2 separate regions of the Homo sapiens genome follow, and region 1 is linked to region 2. Evidence: read pairs that join two places in POLR2A ChIA-PET (ENCODE). Cell type or tissue: K562. All regions are shown on one strand. Each heading gives the region's core, and the rest is flanking DNA. Links, peaks and the distances in the headings are about the cores only.

The links. ChIA-PET counts read pairs that join two places held together with the same protein. Peaks named below come from ENCODE experiments on the same cell type or tissue, not always from the same donor. Only the 100,000 strongest peaks of a DNase experiment are listed, where the experiment ranks them.
Region 1: POLR2A ChIA-PET joins it to region 2 with 5 read pairs; 13 of 35 experiments call an interaction of 5 or more read pairs at or near these places.

Annotation. Positions count from the first base shown.
Region 1 is chr16:87,323,523-87,332,000 of GRCh38, forward strand. FBXO31 (F-box protein 31) reads right to left here. Exons shown (of 9, transcript NM_024735.5): 9 at 3,465-7,988. The coding sequence ends at 7,766. Among named protein-coding and RNA genes, the nearest start is that of C16orf95-DT, 10 kb to the left of the region's middle. RefSeq lists an enhancer at 7,725-8,226. In K562, for the core only: no CTCF peak of the experiment used is centred there; no DNase peak of the experiment used is centred there.
Region 2 is chr16:87,393,236-87,398,139 of GRCh38, forward strand. The region is part of intron 1 of MAP1LC3B (microtubule associated protein 1 light chain 3 beta); the gene reads left to right. Among named protein-coding and RNA genes, the nearest start is that of MAP1LC3B, 3.4 kb to the left of the region's middle. RefSeq lists an enhancer at 234-283. In K562, for the core only: CTCF peaks have their summits at 185 and 1,383; DNase peaks (open chromatin) are centred at 156 and 1,386; H3K4me3 peaks cover 921 bases.

The sequences.
Region 1 (8,478 bases), core at 5,979-8,478, 64 kb before region 2:
GGTCCATTGCCTCTTTCCACCGACTCTGCTCCTTGACAAGGGCATGTTCATCAGCAGAGCCAGGCAGGGAGAGCTCAGGACAGCCAGACCTGGGGCCAGTGGCATAGGTACGTGTGGGAAGGGGCACCAGGTGCCTGTCCTCCCTGCGGGCAGAGCCGTCTGTCCTCTGCAGACCTGCAGTTTCTGTAAACATCCTGTAAGGAGCCAGGAAGCAGCAACTCCAGATGCCCAGAGGAGCCCCAGCCAAGGCAGATGCAGCCAGGGCATCAGGCCGTGGGGCTGGGCAAGGTGAGCCACAGGCTGGAAAGGCAGGGGCGCACGGCAGATGGGGATGCGGAAGCCAGATGCTGACCCAGCTCTACCCACATTTGTGAGGGGCATGGGGGCTGCGCCGTCAGAGGCCTTAGCTGGCTCCGGGCTTGAAATGTGAGTCCCAAGAGCCCAAGTTTTATTCCCACGTGGCCGCAGCATGCCAGGCTTAGCCTCCCTGTGTTTCTGTAAAACAGCACCCTCGTGTTTTTATATGAGAACCGAATTCAAGGTACTAGAAGTCCTCATATGGGAAGGGAAAAGTCGTGGTTTTATAAGCAATACACTCTGGCTGAGCCCAAGTTAAGATTTCCAGTCCAAGTTCATCAGCGCCTAGCTTCAGCCGGGACTGCTCTGGCCCCACTGCTGTGTGAGCTGGCGCTTCTGATTCCACCCCACACTCGGTGAAAGGGTCCCAGAGCAACTGACACTGAGCGTCACCGGCGGCGGCTCTTCCTAGAGGAGCATGTTCAGGAGAGGTGAGGCTGCGGGGCTGGGGCCCTGGGCTAATACTCCCTGGCTGTGTGACCCTGGGCAAATTACTCAGCCTCTCTGAGCTGCTGCTTCCTCTCCTGTGGAGTGGGCTGATCCCAGCCACACCAGCACTCCTGGTTGTTCCGTGGTTAATGTCTGCCAAACACGGTGCCATGGAGAACACCCAGCAGAGCCCAGCTGCTTGTTTGCTGGGGAGGGACAGCGCTGCAGGGGCGCCTCCCCCTGGCCCTCCAGCACCTTTCCACCTTGCTTCCAGGACCTCCGCGGCTCAGAGGCAGTGCAGGTGGGCTTCAGGGACGGCAGGGAGGGCCCACGCCGGCACACAAGGAAGAAGGGAAGGCGCCAGGGATCGCACCCCTCAGGAAGAAGAGGGACGGAGGCAAAGATAGGAAGGACACGCATTGTGCCTTCTGTCACTTGGGGATTTTCAAGTCAAAATGGGGAGGGGGCCGGGGTAGGTTTGGAAACTATCCAAATGGCATTTTGTTTCACATTGCTGGCTGGGGGCAAGCCCTCTGCAGTGACCCTACATGCCCACTAGAGGTCACACCACAAAAGGGGACCTCCCCTAAGGAGGGGGGACAAACGGAGGACCCTGGGCACCGTGCCTCCTGCAAGGGGAGGAAGGATGAAGCCCCGCCATCCATCGGGTGGGGAAAGCGCCATGCCTCCGGCAGCACAGCCAAGCGGCCCCCACAGGGAGGAGTGAGCTCCATATGGGCCCAGGTGACCCGGCCACAACACCCTCTCGGCCTCCGCCTCACCTGCTGGTGTTGGGCATGGCCAGCCTGGGCAGCCACCAGCCCTCGCTGCCCATCTGCTGTCCCCTCAACCCCAGCAGCAGACAGAAAAGTGCAGGGTCTGAGCCCCCGGGGGGATGCTGGTGTCGGACAGATCCCTGGAGAACAAAGCCTGTGCCCTTGTGTCTAGGTGAGGCTGCGGCACCCAGGCCCGGAGCAGGTCCCCCCAGCTGGGCCATCCCCACTCTTGGAGCAAGAGGGGAACTGCAGCAGGAAGCAGCCTTCTACTCGTTCCCCATGACCTTATTTTTTTTTTCATTTTAAAATAAAATATGTAAGAGAAACATATGAAAGACGCCACATTTAGTCCCTTATCAGATCCACACTTCCCCCTGTGACCTGGGAAATCGGGGTGCGTCTCCAGTCTGTGGGGGGCAGGGTCTCGTCCAGACAGGAGGCTGCATGGTGCTGCTTGTAGCAAGTGACTCGTTTGTGGTTGGCACGCCCAGTGCAGCTGAGGATGACCCCGTGGCTTGGCCCCAGGACAGGACCCAGGCCCCACAGAAAGGCCTGGAAACAGCAGCAAACCTTAGAGAAGGAAACACCCACCACCGGGGACCCACGATCCCCTGCTCTCCCCGGAGAAGGAAACACCCACCGCCGGGGACCCACGATCCCCTGCTCTCCCTGGAGGGCACCCAGGAAGCAGCCGCAGCTGGCAGGCTATGTGGCAACCCCGAGACCAGCGGAGATGGCAGTGGGTGGGCCTGCAGGTCACTGCCCCTGGGCACTGTGTCCTGTCTGAGGGGCTTGTTTCTGAACCACACAGAAAAGAGGGGGGGTCTCGTAATCCACGGTATCAGGATCAACAGGTGAACAGATGCTAGTTCTGCCATGCGATCCTTACTTTTTAAAGCAAAACAGTTGAAGTTCTACCCTCCGACACCCCTAGAAGTGACCACACCATTCCCACGCGTATCTTCAGCTTTTCCCCACACATGAATTGATAAAAATTAAGTATTTGCATTTTTACATGTTACACCAATACCATCTCTCACTTGTTTTGCAACGGAACAAGGCTGTGTGCCCGTCTGCCAGGTGACAGCATGGGTGGCTCCACCGTAGTCCACCTGCCTCCTTCCGGCCTGTGACAGTTGTCACAGTGTAGCAATGAACATCCCTGCGTGGCCCATGCCTGGGCTCTCGCGTTGCCCGAGGGTGGACACCTCAGGATGCAGATGCCAGTCCCTGGGCCCGTGTCCTTAGTGCCATGAGCTAGTACCAGCTGTCCCCAAAACAGCTGCCCCACCTGCGTTCCTGTTCCCCTGCATCACTGCCAACACTTGGAAAATCACACTTGCCAATTTCTGCCAATCGAGGGTGTACTTTGAGTGCATTACCATGGAAAACATCCTGTTTCTACAATTCCAAGCTAACAGCATTAATTAGCAGCAGTGACTCACGGGGAGGCTGGGATGAGAACAGGGGGTACTTTCACTGTCTATGCTAAAGAACTGTTTACAAGAACATATGAGTTTAGTAAACACAAAAGAAAGATCAATGAGATCCTCAGTTCATCTGCCTGGCTCTCAGCACATTCCCTCCCATATCTGTCCTCGTTGCAGATAATGCAACTCACTTTGGCTTAAATCTAAGAAAATCTACTGGGGCCCGAACTCCTCTGGGTCCCTGGGTAGGGACTCGAGACACCTCTGATGCCAGGTCAAAGGGAAGGACACAGGGACAACCACTGTCTGGGCTCCAAGGCATCCCTTCAATGCTCCCTTCTGTCAACGCGGGAAATCTGACACTTCCTCAAGAAGCTGGGAAGTCTGGGTTCCCAGGCCGACAGCTCGCATGGCTTAAGGCTCTCGCCTCCGTCCAACTCATATTCCCAAAGAAATCACAAAACACACAACAAGCCTTCAAAAACGGATTTACTTGAAACTGTGAGGAGAAACAAGTGCACGGGTGCAGGTGGCGGCTGCCAGGATTGCTCCGGTCCTACCTAGTGGGTGCCTACCCAGGCAGGGCACAGCTCCTGCTGCAAGGTCACCTTACCAGGGGGTGCAGAGGTGCTCATGATCAGATGGCACAGCGCTTTCCTAATGCAGGCAGGCTACATGGCCCCCAGAAACAACCAAATGCAGAATCAGGCCAAAACCCACACAGCCCTGACCCCCTCGTGCTCTGGCTGGTCTCCCGGTCAGCAGCCCCTGAGGGCCGGCAGGCAGGCCACTGAGCTGTGGGTGACACAGGGTAGTCCACGGTTTGCACAGTCTCATTCCCATTCAAAGACAGGCCCCAAGGCTGGGGCGCAGGGGCTCACGCCTGTAATCCCAGCACTTTGGGAGGCCGAGGCGGGTGGATCACCTGAGATCGGGAGTTCGAGACCAACCTGAGCAACATGGCAAAACTCCATCTCTACAAAAACAAGTTAGCCAAGCATGGTGGTGGTGGGTGCCTGTGGTCCCAGCTACTTGGGAGGCTAAGGCGGGCAGACAGCTTGAGCCTAGTAGGTTGAGGCCTCAGGGAGCCATGATCGCCGCTCTGCACTCCAGCCCAGGTGACAGAGCAAGACCCTGTCTCAAAAAACAACAAAAAAAGTACCAGCCGCATGGAGACTATCTGCTGCTTGCATCTTCTCTAAATAATTACGGGGATGAGGAGTCCAGTGATGTTCCTGGTCTCTCCCCAGAAGTACAGACAGGTTGGGCCACGTTAACACTGGACTTGATCATGATTCCAGGAGTTTTATTCTCAGGACAGGTGATGGTTCTATGAGCACATTCCCGTAAGTGTTCTTAAAAGTTACACCACGAAGGCAGCAACCAGAATAGAAACATCCTAAAAGAGCCTAGCTGCTTTCTGCAGCACCTTGGACGGTGGACCACAGCTCAGCATCTCCTGTTCGCACCCAAGACCCCACGGCCATGAGGACAACACGAGCTCAGAAGATGCATGTGGGCAGGCGTTCTGAAGTAACAAAGGGGCTGAGGAGTTTCTGCTGCTGTCCGTGACTGCCCACGAGCACTGAAAATGGCCTAACCGTGTGCAGGTGAGAAAGCCTGGGGGTGAACACGCCCTGAGGAGTCAGGGAAGCCAGAGCCAGCGGCTGAAGGGCCCTTGCGTGCGGCTGCAGCACAACTGCAGGTTCTCAGAGAAAAATCTCCAGCTCAGACCCGGTTCTGCACAAAGCTCAGAATGGAGCGGCCAGCAGGGCATGTGGCTAGAGGAAGGACATGGCCACCCACCCCTCCCTCCTCGTGTGCCAGGTGGGCTTGCTAGGGGCACAGGTGCCCAGTGTCAGGGCAGGGATGCCACAGAGCCGCAGGCAGACTGAAGGGGCCCAGGGCATGGTCAGGAACGAAGAAGGAGGGAGCCTGAGGCTCTCCCACCACCAGGCCTGCAAAGCCACTCACACTCAGCAGTGGACACTTGAGGTCACGGCCCAGGTGGGCTGAGGGACCCCAATACCACCTGCCTTGAATCTCAGCCTGCAGAAGTCGTTTGCAACTTCCTCATGCAAATGAACATTCAGTGCCGGCACAGAAAAGCCTCCAATGACCTCTCTGAAATCTTCAATCACATCATTTCCAAACAAGTGACAAAGAACACGTTCAGGTGTGCAGAGCTGCACTGCAGGCAGCCCCACTCCAGAGAGCAGACTTGATCCTGCCCCAGAGTGAGACAGCGACAGAAAGGCATCCGTGGTGCAAAAGATGGAGAGTCCCAACCTCCCAACTCCACCTGCCACCTTCCCCAATCAAGCCTAATGCGCTTGGCTGTCCTGAACTGGGTTACTCAGCCTCCTCCTTGGAAACGGTTTTATCCAACTCTCAGCTGCCCTTAGGCCTCTGATGACGACATCAGCCCTTCCGAGTTCTCACCTGCAGGAAATGGGCCACCTGCAGGATCCCCTGAGAGGGTGGATGCCCTCCCCCGGAAGGGAAGCTGCTGTTTTGAGGCGCGCAGATTCAGTGCCTGTCCCTACAGAACCGGAGCCAAGAACTGGCTAAGGACACATCGGAGCGGAAAAAACAAGACCTGTAGTCACGACTGAAGGGACTGGCTGTGCGGCCAAAAAGGCCTCCCTTTCCTGGCTGTGTGGCTCTGGCCCTGCCTGGCATCACTGCAGGTCACCACCATGGAGAGACCCCCGCCCCCAACATACACACCAGAACCAGGAGCCACATGAACTGACCAACAGCCCATGGCTGAGACATGATGGGTGGAAGCTATTTCTATACCCAAACACTGGAAGCGTAATTGAGATCTGAGATTCCTTTAATCAGAAGCACGTGCGTCCCACAGTGTGCTCTTCAAGCCCCAAAGGGCACGCCTCTAGGACTGCGTCCCTTAGAGCGAGGCTCGGGCTCTTGGTAAAAAAGCATTTGCTTGATTTTATTTAAACAATGGTGAATCTTCAAGGTGCCAGTCTACATGCCCAACAGTCCTCCAGGCTTCAAGGCCACAGTCACCGTCACTCAGAGACTGCCTCATTTGGCAAGAGAGAAAAACAGTGACCACCACAGAGGGCAGGGAGTGACAAAGCTTGTAGGCTAATGCTGCAAAAGCCGCTAGAAACTGGGGCCACACACAAGAGCCAGCAGGTGCGCCTCGGGGTCTGCGTGGCTCCCGCTGCTGCCGCCCTGGAAGGGCGCTTTCTCCACTGGCTTTTCTCGTGAGTCTTTCTCCCAGGCCGGCCAGATTACCATTTAGGAACCTTTGCCAATTCTCTGACTCTGGGAAGCAAAGTAAGCATTTGCCAAATGCACTGAGGCTGGGCAATGGGAATTCTTATGTTCTTTAAAGGCCAGTCAAGGAGAAATTCATCAGGAAAACATTTCCCAGGACATCCTCAGGTTGGTCTCCACACCAAGGCACACAGACTGTCACCTTCCCGAGGTCCCTCACCAGCAGGACGTGTCCAGGGTGCCCAGCACAAGGACTTGGAGCAGCCCAGACACAAGGACAAGCGGCAGAGAGGGAAGGCTCGCTGGGGACGCCCACTCGGGCACGGAGCTGGCTGTGGGCTGGGGGAAGGGCCAGCTCTGGACACCGTGCTCTCTGTTCTTCAGGAGATGCCAACCTCAGCCAAGACCTCAGATGGGGTCCCCACACGCAGGTGTTAACACAACATGGGGCACACAGCAGTGGAGGCATCAGTCCATGGGGTCTCCAGGCTGGAGGGTCCCACTTTCCAAAGTGTGTCCCCAGATGCAGGTGTGGCTTTTCTAGAAAGCTGTCCCCTCACCTGCAAAGGGGTTTCCTCGTCATCTCATATGGGCACTCCTGGCACCTGTGTGGACCACTCACTGCTTCAGACACACGGGCCTGGAGCCTTGCGTTCTGGAGACAGTGGCCGGCAGCTTGGTTTTGACGCCGTGTGCGTGCAGGGAGGAAGGCATGGACAAAACAAACGCCCTGTCTGGAACAGGCCGTCGAGGACAGTCAAGTGGCTGGAACGATGGCCTTGGCTCCAAAGCTGGAGGGGCTGGGGCAGGTGCATGGGCTGGGCTGTGCATTCAGGTGACATTCCCTAGTGACTCAGGTCACTAAACCCACTCCACAGGTGGGGAAGCTGAGATCAGAGGTGAAATGCTTCTGTCCAAACTCCAAGCAAGCCGGTAGAGAAATGGGGATTCACTCCAGAGTCCCGGCCCCAAGCCTGAGATCCTACCAACTTCCCGAGCTTGCTCTGCGTACTGTGCCCATCACACCTGCGCTGCCTGAGCTGTTCGCCTCTTCCTGACCCCCTCCCAGAGGCCACTGTTGCCTGGCTTCCCCCAAAAGGAGTGGGGTGGAGCACATGCGTCTCACACACGACCCAGTCTATCACTCTATCCGCTCACAGGAAGAGCACCAGTCAGGAGGGTCCTGCTTCCCGAGAAAACCACCAGCCAGCCCAGGGTGCGGGAACCCCACCGCTTCAATTCTCACGCGGTCCCACGGCTGTCCCCTACATCTGCTGTATTCAGGCTCGTTCTCTCTGTTTTTGGTAAGACATGCTCAGCTTCTTCCATCATGGCACTGACAAATATGCAGGTCTATGTCACACTCTCTACATAAAGTGCTGGGGGGTGGCTGGACTGGGCCCCCCGACGAGGTGTGCGTTCTGGTCAAAAGGCCGGATTTCCAAAGTGCATGCTGCTTCTATTCACAGGTCAGAGTTCAGAGCCCCAGAGCCACCCGGGATGTGGCGGCAAGGATGTGGCCGGTCAGGAGGTGAGGGACTGAATGTTCTTGAGCATCTCATCGAAGGCCTGTGGGGACGGCGCATCTGCGTTCCGGAAGGTGGCCTGGACCCGGCTGTACAGGCTGAAGGATTTCAGCTCCAGCCAGACGAACCCGAAGCGGTCCTCATCGAAGAGGATGAAGACCCCGGGGGTGCGTTCAGGGCTGGTGAAGCCGTGGCCCGCGATGAGGCCTGTGCCATAAAAACTGAGCAGAAACAAGAGGGAAACTGTGAGCTGGGGGAGGGCTGAGTCAAATGCACGCCACGTACAGCATTCTGCGACCCCGCTCTGTGCCGCAAGAGCCACATCCACTGTTCATCAGCCAGAAGCTGACTCCCAGAGCCAGCCTGTCTCTGCAGGGGCAGCTGGGGGTGTGGGCTGAGCCTGTCTCTGAAGGGGTAGCTAAGGGCGCAGGCCGAGCCCACCTGATGATGGACGCAGAGGCCAGAGCTCGGGGCTGCTCGGGGGATGGGCGCTGACTCGCAGCACCCGTGAGGGATTCACCCACTGACTGCACAATGCTGAAACACTGAACTAAAACGAGGTCTCTGCAGGCCCAGAGAGCTCTGTTCCAAAACACACATTTCATAAAGGAGGCCCAATGTGAAAAAAAATCTTAATGTCTGGGAGTTATGTCCCCATACAATTAGCTCTAATACAGGCAGCCTGCAGCTGACATTAACTCAGAAGTCGCA
Region 2 (4,904 bases), core at 1-2,500:
GGTGTCACCATCACAATATTTACTCCACGCAGATGATGCGAAGTGATTATTTCCCGCTTGAGCAAGAGAACGCCGCAGATCCAGGTATCTGTTGTTGCCTAAGTTCCAGACACCGGTTTGGAAGGGAAGCACCGTGTTCATCGCGGTGGACTGCGAATGCCTGCCGCCATCCTCGTCAGGAGCCCACACAGTGGTGCTGTTTGTCTGCTTTTGCCTAGTTTCCCGGAGTCTAGAAAGAGTTTAGCATTCATTTGAGTTTGGATATAGTTTTGCAGGTCTCATTGACCATTATTTTTTTTCTTATGCCTGAGAAACTTAAGCAAATTAAAATGGACCTTAGCTTGCCAAGCATATCTTTTCAGACAGCCTCTTGAGGCAGTCCGTTGGTTAGCAAGACTTACACGTGCCTTTTTTGTTAGTAGTTTTCTTGTTAGTCACCTTAATGAACTCTTTACTGTAGTGTCTAGGCTTATTGAGCCCTGAGAGCAGCATTAAAGACAGATTTTCTTTTCTTTTTTATTTTGAGACAGGGTCTCACTCTGTCACCTGGGCTGGAGTGCAGTGGTGCAATCACAGCCCACTGCAGCCTCGACCTCCCGGGCTAAAGCGATCCAGCGGCCCCCCTCAGACCTGGCTTCTGTTTTCACCAATGAAAAGTTAACTGGGAACATTTATGTAGGAGAGATGCCCTTTTTCTCATAACAGAAACTATAGTTATTTTCTTTTTTGCTTAGTACTTTTGGGTTATTCTGGAAAAGTCTCTGCGAAGAGTGGGTAGTAAGGGTAGGAAATGTGAGACTAACACATCCGAACAAGGAATTTCCTGGAACCTAAAAGTGGCCCTGAGGGTAGACCAGCAATAATGCCCCATTTTTTTCCCATTGATGTATGGACCTTGTATATACTGTATTTTCAGGGTTTTTTCCCTTGGCTCACCTTTATTTTGCCCCCTCCCCTTTAAATATCTCTTTAATAGTCACTTTGTAGAAATGTGTCAAATATCTTAACAGCTGTTACCTTTCCTTGCTTCTGATTTTGGTAATTAAAAAAAAAAATCTTTCTAGTTCATGAATATTTTGGTAATGTTGATCATGAGTACTGACAGTTTTCAGACATGTGTAGCACAGTAAGTGAGGGAAATGAATCCTTAGAGAGAACCTCTTTATGGAGCCTAAGATAAGCCCCAGTTAGCTTGAGTGGTGTTTTCTCTTTCCAAGTGAGTGAGTTTAAGGTTAATACTGAATATAGCTCTGCTGATAAACTCTACCAGGATTGACAGGGTTCTCAAAGTTGAAATGGATTTTAAGGCTCACTGAAAACAACGCCTTCCTTTTGTAGCTAAAGAAACTGGGTGGGGCCTGGTGGTGAAGATCATGGTCCACCTAGTGGCAGAGTCTGGACTGGTACCTTTAACCTGGCATGAATTCTTCCAGTCTCCAGTAGGTAGCCATCATTTCCAGTATATTAAGTGGACCAAGACTGTGTGAGTCAGGAGACATAGTGTGTCCTTGGAGATGTGTTGGAAATATTGAATGAACTTCAAAAATTAAAATTGTGTGGGGCATGGTGGCTCACACCTGTAATCCCAGCACTTTGGGAGGCCAAGGCAGGATCGCTTGAGTTTGGGAGTTCAAGACCAGCCTGGGCAACATAGTGAGAGCTCATCTCTACCAAAAAAAGAAACCAAACAGACAAATAAGAGTTGTTGCTGTGTGGCCCAGGCCAGCTTTAACTATTGGCCTCAAGTGATCCTCCCACCTTGGTTTCCCAAAGTCCTGGGATTACAGGTGTGAGCCACCACGCCTGGCCTGGGGGAGGGGGAGTGCTTCAGTTTCTCTCTGAGAAGTAAATCCTGGAAAATCCTGGAAAAACTGAAATTTTACTTAAAATGACTGAAGATATCTCAAAACAACTTTGCAAAGAACGTGTTCTTAAAAATAGGACACCTTAGGCTCCTACCGTTTGTTTTAATGTTTGTAAAGGCTCTTAAGGATCTTTTTTGTTTTAGAAGAAAGGAATCTGGGGAAGCAGGTTAGATTTTGCTGTGCATGTGGAGCCGTGTTCATTTCTGTTTTACAGCTTTCATTCAGTTGTTGATGAACTCTCTTCTGTGTACAAGCCTGAGCCCTGGGGGGACACAGATTGGACTGGAGCTGGGTCCTTGACTGCCAGCGGGGCAGTCTGTTGAGAAAGACAAAAACAGATGATTACAGCATTAGGAAACAGGGAGTAAAAGACTTGCCCTCCTTCTATGCCATTGACTGTGCTGTTGATAATGCTTTTGTTAAATATACTGTTAGCCTCTAAAACAGCTGTCTCCTGAAGAATGAGAGTGGAGCATCCGTGTGTACCGTGTACAGCCAGTTAGTTACTCCAGGCTCAGCACTGGATTTTCATTGCTGCTGGACAGCGTGCTAAGATGCTCCTATGGGACTTGGGTGTTATTCTTTACAGCTTAAGGAAGTAACTTGTCTTTTATATACTTCCCACCTTTCATGAAAATAATCATTTTTGTCTTTTTAGGTCGTGTTTTGGGAATAAATCAGGATAAAGATAACTTTAAACACTATAGTTTCAGACTTTGAAACTTCATAGAGCCTGTTTTTTCCTTCTTTCCTTTTTTTTTTTTTTTTTTTTTTTTTTGAGACAGGATCTCGCGCTGTCACCCAGGCTGGAGTGCAGTGGCATGATCTCAGCTCACTGCAACCTCCGCCTCCTGGGTTCAAGTGATTCTCCTGCCTTAGCCTCCTGAGTAGCTGGGATTACGGGTGCCCGCCATCACGCCCAGCTAATTTTTGTATTTTTAGTAAAGACAGGGTTTCACCGTGTTGGCCAGGATGGTCTCTAACTCCTGACCTCAGGTGATCCGCCCGCCTTGGCCTCCCAAAGTGCTGGGTTTACGAGCGTGAGCCACCGCACCCAGCCAAACCTAGTTTCCTATATTAAAAAAATGTTTCCAGCCGGGTGTGGTGGCACATGCCTGTAATCCCAACATTTTGGTAGGCCAAGGTGGGCGGATCACAAGGTCAGGAGATTGAGACCATCCTGGCTAACATGATGAAACCCCGTCTTTACTAAAAATACAAAAAATTAGCCGGGCGTGGTGGCGGGCGCCTGTAGTCCCAGCTACTTGGGATGCTGAGGGAGGAGAATGGCATGAACCTGGGAGGCGTAGCTTGCAGTGAGCAGAGATCGCGCCACTGCACTCCAGCCTGAGTGACAGAGCAAGACTCCATCTCAAAAAAAAAAAAAAAATTCTTTCCCCTCTGCCTGAACGTTTCTACTTTTAGATTTATTAGGATAAGCTTTTAAATGTGAAACATTCCAGGATATATGAAAGAGGTATCACTTATTCGCTGGAGTGAATTAAATCGTGATTTACCCTATACACTGAATCCACACTGACACAATGGACGTTTTTATTGTGAAGAGGGTCTGGGGTAGGACAGGCATAGGAAGATGTCTCATACTTAGGAGAGGTGATGATGAGGGGTCACTGAGAATCTCGCTGGGAAGTAGAGAAGGAGTCAAAGGATAAGAGCCACTAGGTTAATTTTACTGTTAACAATAGCGAAATTTGTCATTATTATTTTTATTTTTCATTTTTTTGAGACAAAAGTCTTGCTCTGTCGCCCAGACTAGAGTGCAGTGGCGTGATCTCGGCTGACTGCAACCTGTGCCTCCCGGGTTCAAGCGATTCTCCTACCTCAGCCTCCCTAGTAGCTGGGATTACAGGCGCCGGACGCCGCGCCCAGCTCATTTTTGTATTTTTAGTAGAGATGGGCTATCACCATTGTGGCCAGGCTAGTCTCAAACTCCTGACCTCGTGATCCACCCGCCTCGGCCTCCCAAAGTGCTGGGGTTACAGGCATGAGCCACTGCGCCCAGCCACCAAATTTATCATTTGCATATATATTCAATAGGAATATGCACTGGTAGAAATCCATGAGTTTGCAATCTTTGTTGCAAAGATGTTTATATTTAGCAATGTATCTTAGAAGCTGATTTTAAAGTTTTGGATGGGGAAACAGAAGTCGAACTTATGGCTGTACTTGAACACAGGAATTTTAAAAGTTTTTATAAAGAGTGATACTAAAATTGGGCTGGGCTTGGTGGCTCACGCCTGTAATCCCAGCACTTTGGGAGGCTGAGGTGGGCGGATCACGAGGTCAGGAGATGGAGACCATCCTGGTTAACAGGGTGAAACCCGTCTCTACTAAAAATACAAAAAAATTAGCCGAGCATGGTGTCGGGTGCCTGTAGTCCCAGCTACTCGGGAGGCTGAGGCAGGAGAATGGTGTGAACCCAGGAGGCGGAGCTTGCAGTGAGCGGAGATTGCAGCACTGCACTCCAGCCTGGGCAACAGAGTGAGACTCTGTCTCAAAAAAAGAATGATACTAAAATTTTTTTTAATCCAAATGAGATTGGCAATGATATTAGAGTAACGTCATATTTATGTAGGTCACACCATATTTTTTCTGTCTCAGGAAGTTCGTGACATTGATTATTTATTTGCGCTTACCGTGAGAATCAATCCTACCATAGTAAATCAAGGTTATTTTGCTCATTTTTTTTTTTGGAGGTTTTAAATAATGCCATCTAAGTCATATGTTCACATATTGCCTTTTTTTTTTTAACACACATATTGCTTTGTAAATGACTTCTCTCTAACTGTATTTTTGGGTTTCTGGGAACTGGACTTGGCTTGTTTTTTTTTCCCTGTATTGCCCACAGTCTAGTACAGTTGTTGAAATTATCAATAAGTGATTCTATTAAAAGGGAGAAAAGAATTTTTTTTTTTTTTTGAGATGGAGTCTGGCTCTGTCGCCCATGCTGGAGTGCAGTGGTGCAATGTCCGCTCACTGCAACCTCCGTGTCCCAGGTTCAAGTGATTCTCCTGCCTC